2 separate regions of the Homo sapiens genome follow, and region 2 is linked to region 1. Evidence: chromatin contacts called from ENCODE Hi-C data. All regions are on one chromosome and are shown on one strand. Each heading gives the region's core, a stretch centred on a gene start or an enhancer-like site at or near the end of the contact. The rest is flanking DNA. Distances are from core to core; before and after follow the strand shown. Region 1 holds the start of SLC9A7 (solute carrier family 9 member A7). Region 2 holds the start of LINC01545 (long intergenic non-protein coding RNA 1545).

The links. A loop is a pair of places that touch in the nucleus more often than their neighbours do. Pooled maps may share reads with other maps.
Region 2: a map of PC-3 shows a loop between it and region 1 (5-fold over the local background). The contact joins the promoter of LINC01545 here to the promoter of SLC9A7 in region 1. A Hi-C loop is called at or near these places in 6 of 168 maps with a recorded cell type or tissue (CD4-positive, alpha-beta memory T cell, CD8-positive, alpha-beta T cell, PC-3 and 3 more), 3 of 37 single-sample maps with no recorded cell type and 18 of 50 pooled maps.

The regions. Positions count from the first base shown.
Region 1 is chrX:46,756,365-46,763,559 of GRCh38, forward strand. SLC9A7 (solute carrier family 9 member A7) reads right to left here and starts at 2,754. Exons shown (of 17, transcript NM_001257291.2): 1 at 2,341-2,754. The coding sequence starts at 2,665. RefSeq lists silencers at 2,526-2,665, 2,686-3,035.
Region 2 is chrX:46,896,389-46,902,934 of GRCh38, forward strand. It overlaps LINC01545 (long intergenic non-protein coding RNA 1545), which reads right to left and starts at 3,316. Exons shown (of 4, transcript NR_046101.1): 1 at 3,216-3,316.

The DNA.
Region 1 (7,195 bases), core at 1,504-4,003:
ACTTGTGTTCAAAGATTTGCTTGACAGTAGTAATCATTTCATTGTGTTTATCAAAACATCATGTTGTACATCTTAAATGCAGACAATTTTTTAAAAGATTTGCAAACTGAATTTTAAGATCAGTTTAAAATCCCCATCCCAATAGTCTTCAGTATACTATGAATAATTAGCTAATCACATGACATTAGAATTCAGATTAGGGGGACCTTGCAGTAGAAGACCAAACATACCTGAGAGAAAGAAGAAATGTTTTCTCACAATTACAGACAGTCCTTAAAATATTAATATTTGGCATAACCTGAGACATCACATATTGACAAACTAAATTTCTTTATACATTTAAAGAAACACTAATACTCAAAGATATAGAACAAAATTACACAGGAATGCTGAGATGATATTGCCTTTTCTGAACAGCCATCAGTTACACTAGATTTGTAACTTGATTGTTCACAAAATAAAACAGTACACTGTAGCACAACCAAATGGCTGAAAGATGGAGGTGAGTTTTAAAAGTACGTATCAGCAAAGGAAAATTCCACTGTTGTCTTTAAGCCTTAAGATAAAGGTGATTGAACTCCTCAGAACACGGAGTACTCTCCAGAAAATATATTTTCAAATCCCCATTTATTTTCCATCCCTTGAGCATGTGTTTACGAATCTGACAAATCTACCTCCTATTTCACATTGTCCTTTAAGAAACTGGGTCTAGGGCCTATTAAATAAAAATATTTTCACGGTTATCTATATAAAGGCAATTTTCATTTGCATCATGGCTTGGAGTCAATCACCTGCAATGACCACGTGCTTCAATTCCCCCCTGTCTGTCTTCTCAGGAAACCTCCCAGCTTACCTGCAGGCCTGGCATCAGTCATTTATCACCAACTGACACAAACCACAGAGCTCAACAACGGTCAGGGATGGAGGCCAAAGTCTGTGTTGAGACCTATAATTCGCAATCACCAAACTCGGTTTTAGACCTGGTCCTGTTTCAAGATCTGTGTAGGTCACTACTTCATCAAAACTGGAGGGCTCTTAACAGCGCTTGCCCCTTACACGGTTTGGCTGCGAGGGCCTGGTGGCCATGAGCCCCGGCTGTCAACAACTAATCAAGAAACATGAGAAGCAAGGCCCAGAACCAAGGGTAATTTTCACATTAAAGGTTAAGGTTTCTGCTTTCCATTCTCTATCAGGGCACCTGGATGGAAACTGAATAAAGAAATCCCTCAGTATATGTGATAAAATAAAATTTTCCCCGTTGGGAACAATCATGAAGTGGCTCGTCTATTTCGTGTGAGGATGCCAATTCAGGGGCTTTAACACCACTGAATTACATTCAAAAAGAGAATACCTGACTCCACTTTGGAGTCATGGGCAGGGCGAGGGGGGAGGCAGGGGGCACAGAAGAGGAAGAGGGATGACTCAGATTATGGCTGACATCCATGTAATAAAGGGAGATTTGTACTGACCACTGTGCATGTAACACACTGTGTACCATTAAATCTAGAAAAGGATGGTAGCATCAGCCCACCCCTAACAACAAAAGATGGCTGACTCCGGAATTAAAACCACGACTTTTCCCCTTCATACATTCGGAAATGTATCTCAAACTCACTCCCTGTTACCGTCTTAGGAATACAAAAGCTCCTCTTCGTTTGAGAAAGCAAGTAACTGGGTATAACTTTCCACTCGGGACATAAGAGCAGGAGGCGTGCCTGTCTCCTCGTCCAGGCCTGACATGGTGGTGCCACCCACTCTGGGTCCTGGACCACTGCTCACCTTTCACCACACTTCATGCTCTGACTTTATCATTAAGAGACCTGGGAATGTGGACCTCAGGAGTGGGTACCCACCCAGGCTGACCATGGATGTGGCGTCCAAGAGGCCCCACTAACCCATACCCAAGCAAAGACACTTTCAGACTTCGTCCCCACTCCCTACTGTGGCCTGTCCCCTGAGGTGATGCAGTCACCTGGGAAGCCACCCACCTCCAGCCACCACGCAGGCACACACACCCTATCGAGCTCAACTGGAGCGGGAGGTGGTGGGTAAGAGGTTTGCAACAGAGACCGAACGGGGCAGACGGAACCGGACCACCTCTGTCCCTTTCATTTTCCTGGGTTCCCAATGCAGAAACGTGGAATAGGGGTGGAATTGTTTTTAACGGTAGCAGAGAGCCAGAAAATGCAGACAGTTGACCTTGGGAACCAACACCGTCGCAGCGGGAAACGTAAAAGAAACGGAACACGTTGGCAAGTGAAGGGGGAGCACCGCGCGGCGCCAGGAGGAGCGCGGCGGCCGAGGGGTGTGGAGGGCGGGGGGTGTAACAGGGGTGCTCACCATAGATCATGGCCAGCCCGGTCTCGTGCAGAAAGCGCACCCGGCGGTGCTTGAAGAGCCAGATGGTGAGGATGGTGAGCGTGAGCAGCAGGATGAAGGTGAGCAGGCTCACGCTGTCTTGCCGGTGGCTCTCCTCCGCCTCCTTCTCAGTAGCGAGCTCCTCCATGGCGCTGCTGTCCTCCGCCGCCGCCCCAGAGGAGGAGGCCGAGGCCGCGGCCGCGACTCGCAGCCCCCAACCCAGCAGCAGCGGCAGCAGCAGCAGCCGCGGCGGCGGCGCCCCGGTAGCCCGACCCGAGCCAGGGCGCGCCGCGTCACCAGGCTCCATGGTCCCGGGGCCCCCCGCGCCTCCTCCGAGCGGGGACCAGCAGCCCGCGCCGTCGGCGGGTTCTGGCAGCACCGCGGACCTGCCGGAGTGGCCGTGGCCGCTGCAGCTCCTCCTCCTACTCGCGCCGGGCCGGGGCTGCGCCCGGGGCCGCGCGGGGGAGGGGCGCGCGCAGTGCGCAGGATCCCCAAGCACCGCCCCCCGCCCGCGCACCTGTTCGTCCCCCGGCCGCGCCACGCCGCACCGCCCCGCGGGCCAACCGAGCCACCCAGGCGGGGCCGGGTGTTGCCCTCGGGTCTGCGGGCCGGCCGCCGGCTGCTTGCCTCTCTGCGCTTCTCACCCCGTCCTGGCGCACCTGCCCAGGCAGTCTGGGGTCGTGGGGCCAGTTCATGGGCAGCCGCCGCCGCACTTCCGAAAGGGGACGCCAGAGGTCGCCGGCGCCTAGCGGGAGCATCGGCTTGGAGTGACTAGCCTTGCGGTCTCGAGTCCCGTCTCTGGCGCCACGGCGAAGTGTTTAATCTCAGGCCAGTGTGCAGCCGCCCTGGGCCCAGTAAAGTGGGGGCTGTCAGTGAACCGAGCAGCCCCGAAGCCACGTTAGCCCCTACACCTCTCTTTCCTCATCTCTCAGGTTGCCCTTCCAGCCCCAGAATCTGCTAGGTTTCATTCAAACCTCTGTTCTCATCAGACTCAAATGTGAGGACTGATAAGGAGTTGGAATCGGGGGAGGGCATTGAAGTATCTCCTTCCTCACTTGAGGGAATAGACTTCGTCTGCGCTGTGCTACTAATCCCCTTGGGGAATAGGGTTGAACCAGAAGGAACTGAACGCTTGCCATTCCTGGTAGATGAGCAGTAGCTGGTCCTAAGGTGGTGGTGGGGGGTGGGGGTTACCCTGATGACCCTTTCTTTTATGTTGCTCACCTGGTAGCTCAGAGAGTCTTTTAATGACTCTTAAGACCAAACCCAGCTCTGAACAAAATTATGGCGTGGACTCTGAAGGATGAAGCCTCTTGGAACAAATTCTCAGGAAAACTAGAATCTTCAATCCACCTTGCTCCTCTGGTCAAGGAAGAAACAAGATCAGATTAATCACTGAGTTCCCAGTGCTTAGCACTGTACTCATGTGTTTATTGAACCACTCTGAAATCTCTACCAAAACTGCCCATGTTTTCGCTCCCAGGGGAGTTTGCATTTTTAAGAGGATTCATTGAAGAAGGTGATGCTTAACCAAATGAAATAATAGGGTAGAGGTAGCATTAGGTAAGAAAACTCTTTGGAGTACTGCAGCCTTCCTGGTTCCCCTGTAGGTGAGCACTCTGCCAAAGCTGTTTAGTGGTTTCTTTAAAGCAGGGAAATCTCTTCATCTACATTTTAGCTAGCCCCTTTCCCAACTCCTCTAGGCAGTCACTCAGCCCCTGCAAACATCCGTATACCTTGAAGTTCCACACAGGTTTCCAATAAAATTGCAAATACTTAAAACCTGGATGGGCACTGTGTTGGTCATAATATTATGCCCCTTTGGGTGCCCAGTACTCAAGGACAGAATTTCTCTCTTTAGAAAAGGGCAACTCAGGAGCTACCTTAAAAGTACAGACTTCTTAGTATTTGTGGCGGATTGTATTTTTTAAAAAGATGGCCACAATCATATTTCCAATCCCAGAACCTTACCATCCCCCATCAAGAAGGGGCATCTATGTTCCCTCCCCTTGAACCTCAGTGGACCTTTGTGACTCCCTCAAAGAATATAATGTGGTAATGGAGATTATGTGATTTGTGAGGCTAGGTCATAAAAGGTAATCTAGCTCCTGCCTGTTTCATTCTGTCACTTTCCACTCTAGCTAGGCTGGGCACGGTGGCTCACGCCTGTAATCCCAGCACTTTGGGAGGCCAAGGCGGGCGGATCACCTGAGGTCAGGAGTTCAAGACCAGCCTGACCAACATGGCAAAACCCTGTCTCCACTAAAAATACAAAAATTAGCCGGGTGTGGTGGTGTGTGCCTGTAATCCCAGCTACTTGGGAGGTGGTGGCACGAGAATCACTTGAACCTGGGAGGCAGAGGTTGCAGTGAGCCAAGATTGCACCACTGCACTCCAGCCTGAGTGACAGAGTGAGACCCTGCCTCCAAAAACAAAAAAACAAACAAACAGACAAAGAAATCTAGCTACCTGGAAGCTGACATACTGAAGAAACCATGTAGAGAGACCATGTAGCAATAGAGGTAGATGCCACAGGAGACCCAACTTTTTGAGTGTTCCCAGCCCAAATGCCACACATGTGAATGAATGAGTCTTCAAATCAATTCATTCCCAGCCACCATCTTACTGTAGACATATGAGAGGCCCCAAGCAAGAACCATGTCGCTGAACCTAACCAACATCTGCAACTGTAGCATAATAAAATGATTGGTGTTATTTTAAGCTACTAAGTTTGAGGGTGGTTTCTTCCACAGCAATAGATAACCAGAAGAGTATTTATTATGTAAAGTAGTTCCCTTGGGTAGAGTATGAAAAGACTAGTCCCAACCATTCACAAATACACACCAAAGAAAACACTCCATTATCTCTACATATTTATGTGTGAAAACTAACCTATATAATACAGGAGTTCTGATTTCAGTTAACACAGAATAATCACACTAAACCCATTACCTGCTACTGAATACAGCTATAAAATGTGAACAGAATGCATGCAGCAACTATTTGAGGACTCTGGAAAGTAAATTGTACCACATAAACTGAGGAAAAACAACAGAATTTGAAGTAAAACTGAACTGGCGGTGAGTTTACCATTTTTTTCCTCCAGTCTCCACTAGACTGGACTCAAGGCAGCTTAACACCCGGAAGGGAGCATCAACATGGACAGAGAGAGCTCCAGGAAAAGCAGAAAATTGGTCTCCTAATATTCAGAGAAAGTAGGAGAAATGTGCCATTTTTTTTCTTTTCTCCATTCTCTTACATTTTAGCCAATAAGCAATCCCACTGTGGCACCTCAGTCAACAGTGACAATGGAGACAGCAATACCTTCAAGCACCCAAAAAATGCTAAGGGAGGGGAGAACCTTCCTCTCTGTTTGAAGTAGCTCTGGTCCCAAGACAGTGGGGCCAAAACCTCAATGATATATATTTTTTCACTCTCTCTGTCCTGATGCTTGGCCCAAGACATGGGCAAAGTTTCAGGAAATACATAACAGAGAGGATTAAATAAAGACCCAGATTTCTGGACAGGCACAGTGGCTCACCCCTGTAATCCCAACATTTTGGGAGGCTGAGGTGAGTGGATTTGTTGAGGCCAGGAGTTGGAGAACAGCCTGGGCAATGTAGCAAGACCCTGTCTCTATGAAACATTTAAAAATAAAATTAGCTGGGCACTGTAGTGCTTGCCTGTAGTCTTGGCTACTCAAGAGGCTAAGGTGGGAGGCTCACTTGAGCTCAGGAGTTCGAGGCTACAGTGAGCTATGATCACACCACTGTACTCCAGCCTGGGCGACAGAGCGAGACCCTGTCTTTAAATAAATTAAATAGTCTAGATTTCTTGCCAATTGATTAAAAGGGGAACTCCAAGGCATTACAAAGTACCAAGGAGACAGTAGAGAGGAGAGGACCTTGGGAAAGGTCCTCATAAAGTTTTTATGAACTCCTAGGTTCACCCCAACCTGCACATGGATCTGATCCTAAACAGCATACCAAAGACTGTGATAACTGAACTAAGAGGCAGACCACCACCCAAGCCCTAGACTAGCCACTGGATAAAACACATGTAGGACAGATCTGAATAGCATTACAAACTTTTGAAAACTGAATTGACTTTGGAGCCACTATCCACAAAAGGCATGTCAGAACTTGTGATCTAAACCCAAGCATGTCTATTACAAACTAAAACAAAAATATGAATATTTCCCCATAGTATTAAAACAAGATACAAAGTCCTATAACATAATATTCAAAATGTCCAGGATACAACCCAAAATTATTCAATACCTGAAGAACCATGAAAATCTTAACTTGGGTGGGAAAAGGCAAACAACAGACACCACTGCTGAGGTGACACCAATGTTGGAATTATCTGAAAAAGACTTTAAAGCAGCTATTATAATGATGCTCCAACAAGTAAGGACAAATAATCTTGAAATGAATGTAAGGATAAAAGGCTCAGCACAGGAGTAAAAGATAAAAGAAGAACCAAATTGAAATTTTAGGCTGGGCACAGTGGCTCACACCTGTAATCCCAGCACTTTGGGAAGCCAAAGCGGGTAGATCACAAGGTCAGGAGTTCCAGACCAGCCTGGCCAACATGGTGAAACCCCATCTCTACTAAAAATACAGAAATTCACTGGGCATGGTGGCATGTGCCTGTAATCCCAGCTACTGGGAGGCTGAGGCAGGAGAATAACTTGAACCTGGGAGGTGGAGTTTGCAGTGAACTGAGATCGCACCACTGCGCTCCAGCCTGGGTGACAGAGTGACACTCCATCTCAAAAAAAAAAAAAAAAATTTTATAAGTGAAGAATACAATAGCTGGAATTTTAAAATTGGAT
Region 2 (6,546 bases), core at 2,066-4,565, 140 kb after region 1:
TCCTGGGCTCTTTCTGTCTTCCTTCCTGGCCATCCTAATCATGTAGTTTTTTCTATTTGCTGGTAAGATAGCTCTCATACCTCTTAAGTATTGTGACTGCATTCTAGGCAGAAAGAATAAAGAGAGTGGCAAAAGGCCAGCTAAGTCTGTCCCCTTTCATCAGGAAAACAATAACTTTCCCAGAAGCCTCATGCAGTAGACTTCTGCTTAGATCTCATTTGCCAGAGCTGGATCACATGTCCATTCTGGCTTCAAGGGAGTCTGAGGAATTATTTTTACTAGGCACATTGTTTTGCTGAAAAATTGAAGTTCTGAAAGTAAAGGTGAAAAGAGTGGCTATTGGGTAAGCAACTATCAGTATTTGCCACACGAAGCATGCATTATCTGTTTAGTTTAAAATACACCATAGGGTCCTTTCCGCTCGGAGACCTCTCTTTCTATAGACAGAGAGCTGTTTCTCTTTCTCTTGTCTTCTGCCTATTAAACCTCCACTCCTAAACTCCTTGTGTGTGTCCGTGTCCTAAATTTTCCTGTCGCGTGACAATGAACCCCAGGGTATATACCCCAGACAACGTAGTCACTTCATAATGGGGACCTCATCCGAGATACCAAGGTGCAACATTCACCGAAACGATGAATAGATGAGGGGACTCCAACTCTGTCCTTTCATTTCGAGGCTCTTGGCTTCCATTTTAGAACCAAATCAAACCAAATACTGGGCCCCCTTCAGCCATTTAAAAACGATTAGTGTGGCTGCCAGCCTTAAAAGACTTGGGGGACAGGCTTACTAGGGAGAACATGGAGAATCTCCCGGCACCCATGGGTTGCTGGGCATATTGGCCATGTTTGAACCAGCTTCCTTTCACGGAAGACTTAGCCATCAGGTGGGGCTGGAAGAAGTCCTGAGGCAGCTGAGGATTTCTGACCAGGGCTAGCTCCCAGTGTTATCCAAAGGCTTCTGGACTGGCCCCAGCCTCCAATTGCCTCGATGGGGTGTCGGCAACAGGATCTCCAACTTTCCTTTTGTAATTTCCTCCTTTCCTGTCTGCGACCGCCATATCTCTTATCCTCTCTGTATGCAATGTGTGGGAAGCTTTACAGTTCAGGGAAGTAATCTTGTTTGGCAAGACCAGGGAATGTCATAGTCCATGTAAACGTCATACCTGATCAAACCAATCTGTGAGCCCCATGTAAATCAGACACCCCTCCTCAAACCTGACTATAAAATCTGGCACATGGGCCGCCTGCTGGTCCTTTCTGTTCGGAGACCCCTCTCTCTATATATAGAGAGAGCTGTTTCTCTTTCTCTTCTCTTCTGCCTATTAAACCTCTGCTCCTAAACAAAACAAAACAAAACAAAAACAAACAAAAAAAGAAACACTATAGATAGGTGGGAGGAACTCTTCAACTGGCTCAAACTCCAATGCCCTAAGCTGGGGAGCATCCCCCTCCACCACCACCACCACGTGTGGATACCCCCTTATCCTGTTTGAGCTTTGATGTTTGATGCCCGCACAAGGTCACTTTAGGAGGATTCTCTCTAAGTACTCCTTGGTCTCTGATACCCCATACCTGACTATCTCCACTGGACAAAATAGGTTCTTGAGTCAAGCACTAAGTAAGGAATATGAAGATTTCATAATTTGTGTGCAGTTTCAGATAAATTCTTTCCAAAGTTAGGAGAAGTAAGAATAAAATATGTAACTGGAATCAGTTGCTACCTAAAGATGTCTTTTTTTAAACCTCACCATGGTACCTGGGGTTAGAAGCAATGCTTTGTTTACTCTTTTTAAAAAGCAACAGAATGGGAATATTGTAGTAAATCTCTGGGGGAATTCCTGTCTTCACACCAAAAATAGTTGTTATTCTCTTAGTTGGTTTGGTTTTATCTCATGGACATTTTGAAGTATATATTTTTTCTTATTTTTTTCCAATTTTTGAGCCACATACATTTTATAGACTACTATTCATTTTTAATCTGTTTCCTTTTTTCTTTTTCACTTTCTCCTTTTCTCTCCTACTCTTTTTTATTTTCCTTCTTTACTTTCTCTTTTTTCCTGCCAATTTTAGTTTTTATCTTTGTGCTGTATTTAATTGTATCATCACAGGCCACATTAAATCATTTCTGGAAGATCAGTTTTAAATAAATAGATGAATAAAAAAATAGCAGTTAAAAAAAGGGAGAGAAAAGATTTAAGAACATTTCTAAAAGTAACCCCAAAATTTCTTCAGGGGGATAAAAAGTGGGATGATTTGGGAGGTCGAGGTGAGAGGATTAGCTGAGACCAGGAGTTTGAGACCAGCTTGGACAAGACGGCAAGATCCTGTCTCTACAAAAAAAAAAAAAAAAAAAAAAAAATTTAATTAGCTGGGCATAATGGCATGTACCTATAGTCCTAGCTACTTGGGAGGCTGAGGCAGGAAGATCACTTGAGCCCAGGAGTTCAAGGTTACAGTAAGCTATGATCACACCACTGCACTCCAGCCTAGGCGACCCTGTCTCAAAAACAAAAATGAAACAGTGGAATGAAATCATTTGGGTAATGTCTCCCAGACAAGTAAAGTATTCCCAAGAAATTTCTGAAGGAATTAAGGAAAATTATTGATGTTATGATTAAAAAACAAACAAACAAACTGGTTCTACTATAGAATAATAGACATTGGCAACTCAGAAGGATGGGAGGGTGGTGAGGAATAAGAAATTACTTAATGGGTACAATGTATATTATTCAGGTGATGGTTATGCTAAAAGCCTGGACGTTACAACTATGCATTATATCCACGTAACAAAACTGCACTTTTACCCCTTAAATGTACACAAATTTTTTGAAAACTGGTTCTTGCACCTCAACAGACACATAGGATTTATGAATGGACTTGGATAGAGCATAGAGGAAGGCCTGGAGCAGTTTTCATGGGCTTTTGTCTCCTATGGCCCTGGTGCGTCTATCTTCAGGAAGCTAAATACAGAGGCTTCTGAGAATTCACTTAGATGATGGTTCCCAAGAGGAACAACTCTCTCCTAAGCCACACATGGGGCAGTTTACTTCTAATATGGAAAATTATGGGTCGGGCATGGTGGCTCATGCTTGTAATCCCAGTACTTTGGGAGGCCAAGGCGGGCAGATCACTTGAGGTCAGGAGTTCAAGACCAGCCTGGCCAACATGGCAAAACCCTGTCTCTACAAAAATTAGCCAGGCATGGTGGCGTGCACCTGGGAGGCTGAGGCAGGAGAATTGCTTGAATCCAGGAGGCAGAGGTTGCAGTGAGCTGAGATCGCACCACCGCACTCTAGTCTGGGCGACAGAGCAAGACTTCATCTAAAAAAAAGAAAGAAAAGAAAGAAAGAAAATTATGGATAGTCTCTGAAGCTGAGCATTCTCTGGAGTCAGACACTTTCTTAATCCCTTTTGAAATTTCTGATGGAGAAAAATCCAATCCAAAGAAAGAATATGAAATCCAGGGAAAATTAGTTTTTTTTTCTTAAGTGCATATAAGTTATGGATTTATATATAAAATAAAGATAGTGATTGTATCAGTCAGGATTCTAACAGAGAAACAGAACCATTAGGAGACACATGTAGATATAGATATAGATATAGGTATAGATATAGATGAACTGGCTTATGTGATTGTGGTGGCTAGCTAGGCAAGCCTGAAATCTGAAATCCTTAGAGCAGGCCATCAGAAAGGACAGGCAGGAGTTCTCGAGCACAAGCCAATGCTGCTGTCTATGGGCAGAATTTCTTCTTCAGGAAAGCCTCCATTCTGCTATTAAGGCCTTTAACTGATTGATTCAGGCCCACCAGATTATCTAGGATAATCTTGTTTACATAAAGTCAACTGATTATAGACTTGATTCACATCTACAAAATACCTCTCAGCACCACCTAGATTAGATTTTAATGGAATAACTGGCTTATGTTAGCCAGTTATAAACTAGGGACTATAGCCTAGCTATGTTAACACATAAAACTGACCATTACAGGCCAGGTGCACAGTGGCTCATGCCTATAACCCCAGCACTTTGGGAGGCTGAAGCGGGCGGGTCACTTGAGACCAGGAGTTCGAGACCAGCCTGGCCTCAAGGCTGGTGAAACCTCGTCTCTACTAATAATACAAAAATTAGCCAGACGTGGTGGTGAGTGCCTGTAATCCCAGCTACTTGAGAGGCTGAGGCAGGAGAATCACTTGAATCCAGCAAGTGGAGGTTGCAGTGAGCCGAGATCACACCACCATACTCCAGCCTAGGCAACAGAGTAAGACTCCGTCTCAAAACAAAACAAAACAAAAAACAAAACTGACCACTACAGTGATGTTTGGTGTTTCATTTTGATTTTAACTTCCATCAGTGAACATTTTGTTCTTTGTGAAAATAAATCACAAGCTAAGATAGGCTTCTATGGAGAGAGTGTCAATATTACGGATCCATGGCATCAGTTGTAACATGTATTTGGTCTATGAAGGTCATTAGCCATCTGGTAAAAGGAAGCTATACTGATTATAACTCACTCATTGGGTGTATGCTATTACCTAATTCCACTAAACTGTTTTCCGTTCATTGATTTAAAAAGTTAGTTATTCAATTCAATTGAAGTTAACACCTGAGAAGGATTTCAAAGAACAGATGTGTATTTCATTTGTAGAAATCATTTTCTCATGTCACAAATGTTTAATGAATCCACTCTCCCTTGAGTTAGAAATGGTAGGTGCTTTGAAATACTTGAACCTACACAAGAGCAGAAAGCATTTTATTTTGAAGTGTGCCTACTGTCCAGTAATAATGTTGGACAAGTTATTTTCTCTCTGAGCCTTAGTTTGCTTACCTGTAAAATGGGAAATAATGATTATTGTCTTGAGGGCTTGGGAAGGATTAGATGAGAAAACATAAGTTAGACACTTGAAACACAGTAGATGTTCCACAAATATTGATTTTTTTTGCCTCCTTCTATGAATACAGACTTCATAAGTGAAGTCCTATGAGTTAAAAGTCCTCTCCAATTTTTTTGCAGATTCTATCTAGCAGCACTATTTTGGATATCACTGTGTAGCGAAGAATCAAGTGAGGTTTCCAGTGCTCATTAATTTATCAAATTGACTATAAAGATTCACTGTAGGTGGCTTTGTATTTACTTATGTGCATAGGGAGACCATTTTTACATGTTATCACTTCAACAATAAATACAGATAAAGTTGCTGGAGTTTACAATTGCTTTTTATTTGAAAAATCAGCAATTTTCCTAATTTTATCTGAAAATGTTCTTCGGAGTCATGGTGGTGAAATTCTGAGCAAATATTAGGTGTCACTAGTTTTCAAGAGTGTGAAATAATTTTTGATTGAGAAAAAAGCATATCTTAAATTCTGTTCAATATCAGACTCACATGTCTTGGCAAATGCACACATTGTTTTTGTTTCATTATTAATTTTTTTTTTTGAGATGGAGTCTCGCTCTGTTGCCAGGCTGGAGTGCAGTGGCATGATCTCTGCTCACTGCAGCCTCCGCCTCCCTGGTTCAAGTGACTCTCCTGCCTCAGCCTCCCAAGTAGCTAGGACTACAGGCACGCGCCACCACGCCCGGCTAATTTTTGTATTTTTAGTAGAGACGGGGTTTCACCATGTTGGTGAAACCACCAGGATGGTCTCGATCTCCTGACCTTGTGATCCGCCCACCTCGGCCTCCCAAAGTGCTGGGATTACAGGCATGAGCCACTGTGCCCAGCTATTAATTGTTAATTACACAAATAATACAGGGTTTTGTTTTTTTTTTACATGAAAAAATTGGAGATAAATCTAAAATCTTCTTCAATCCCCACTCCCATTGGGAACTACAATTATCAGTTTGGTCTGTATCCTTCCAGAGCATTTGTGTATGGATTTACATAGGTATTACTGTGCACAGACAAAGTAACTCATGGAAAGTAGGTATTTTACTTGTCTAAGGAAAATTGGGCCAGTTATTGATTTTTATCATATGAAATTTGGCGTGATGGGCAAGAAAGAGATTGGAGAGAAAGGAGAAAAAGGAAGGGAGGTCTTGCCAAGATTGATCTTTTACTTCTTTATAGTTCTTTGGCCTTTTCTTTTTTGGTTCCTTGAGCCCATTTTAGGTGAGTTACACTATCAGAGTGTTTCAGCAGTTTAAAGCTCTTGCATCCAGTTTCATCAACCAGTGGCTCAACAAAGACAGATAAATAATCCCCTATACTTTCTGAAAGTATCTTTCCACCAAAGTCCAAGCATTATCAGTTTCATTTTATGAATGAAAAAAAGAAAAAAAAAGGGAAAAAAAAAAGAGGCCAGGTGCGGTGGCTCATGCCCGTAATCTCAGCAATTTGGGAGGCTGAGGCAGGTGGATCACTTCAGCTCAGAAGTTTGAGAGCAGCCTGGCCAACATGGTGAAACTCCATCTCTACTAAAAATACAAAAATTAGCCAGGTGTGATGACGCACACCTGTAATCCCTACTCAGGAGGCTGAGGCACGAGAATCACTTGAGCCCGGGAGGTGTAAATTCTTTGTGTTTTCCAACTGAAACTGAAAACTTT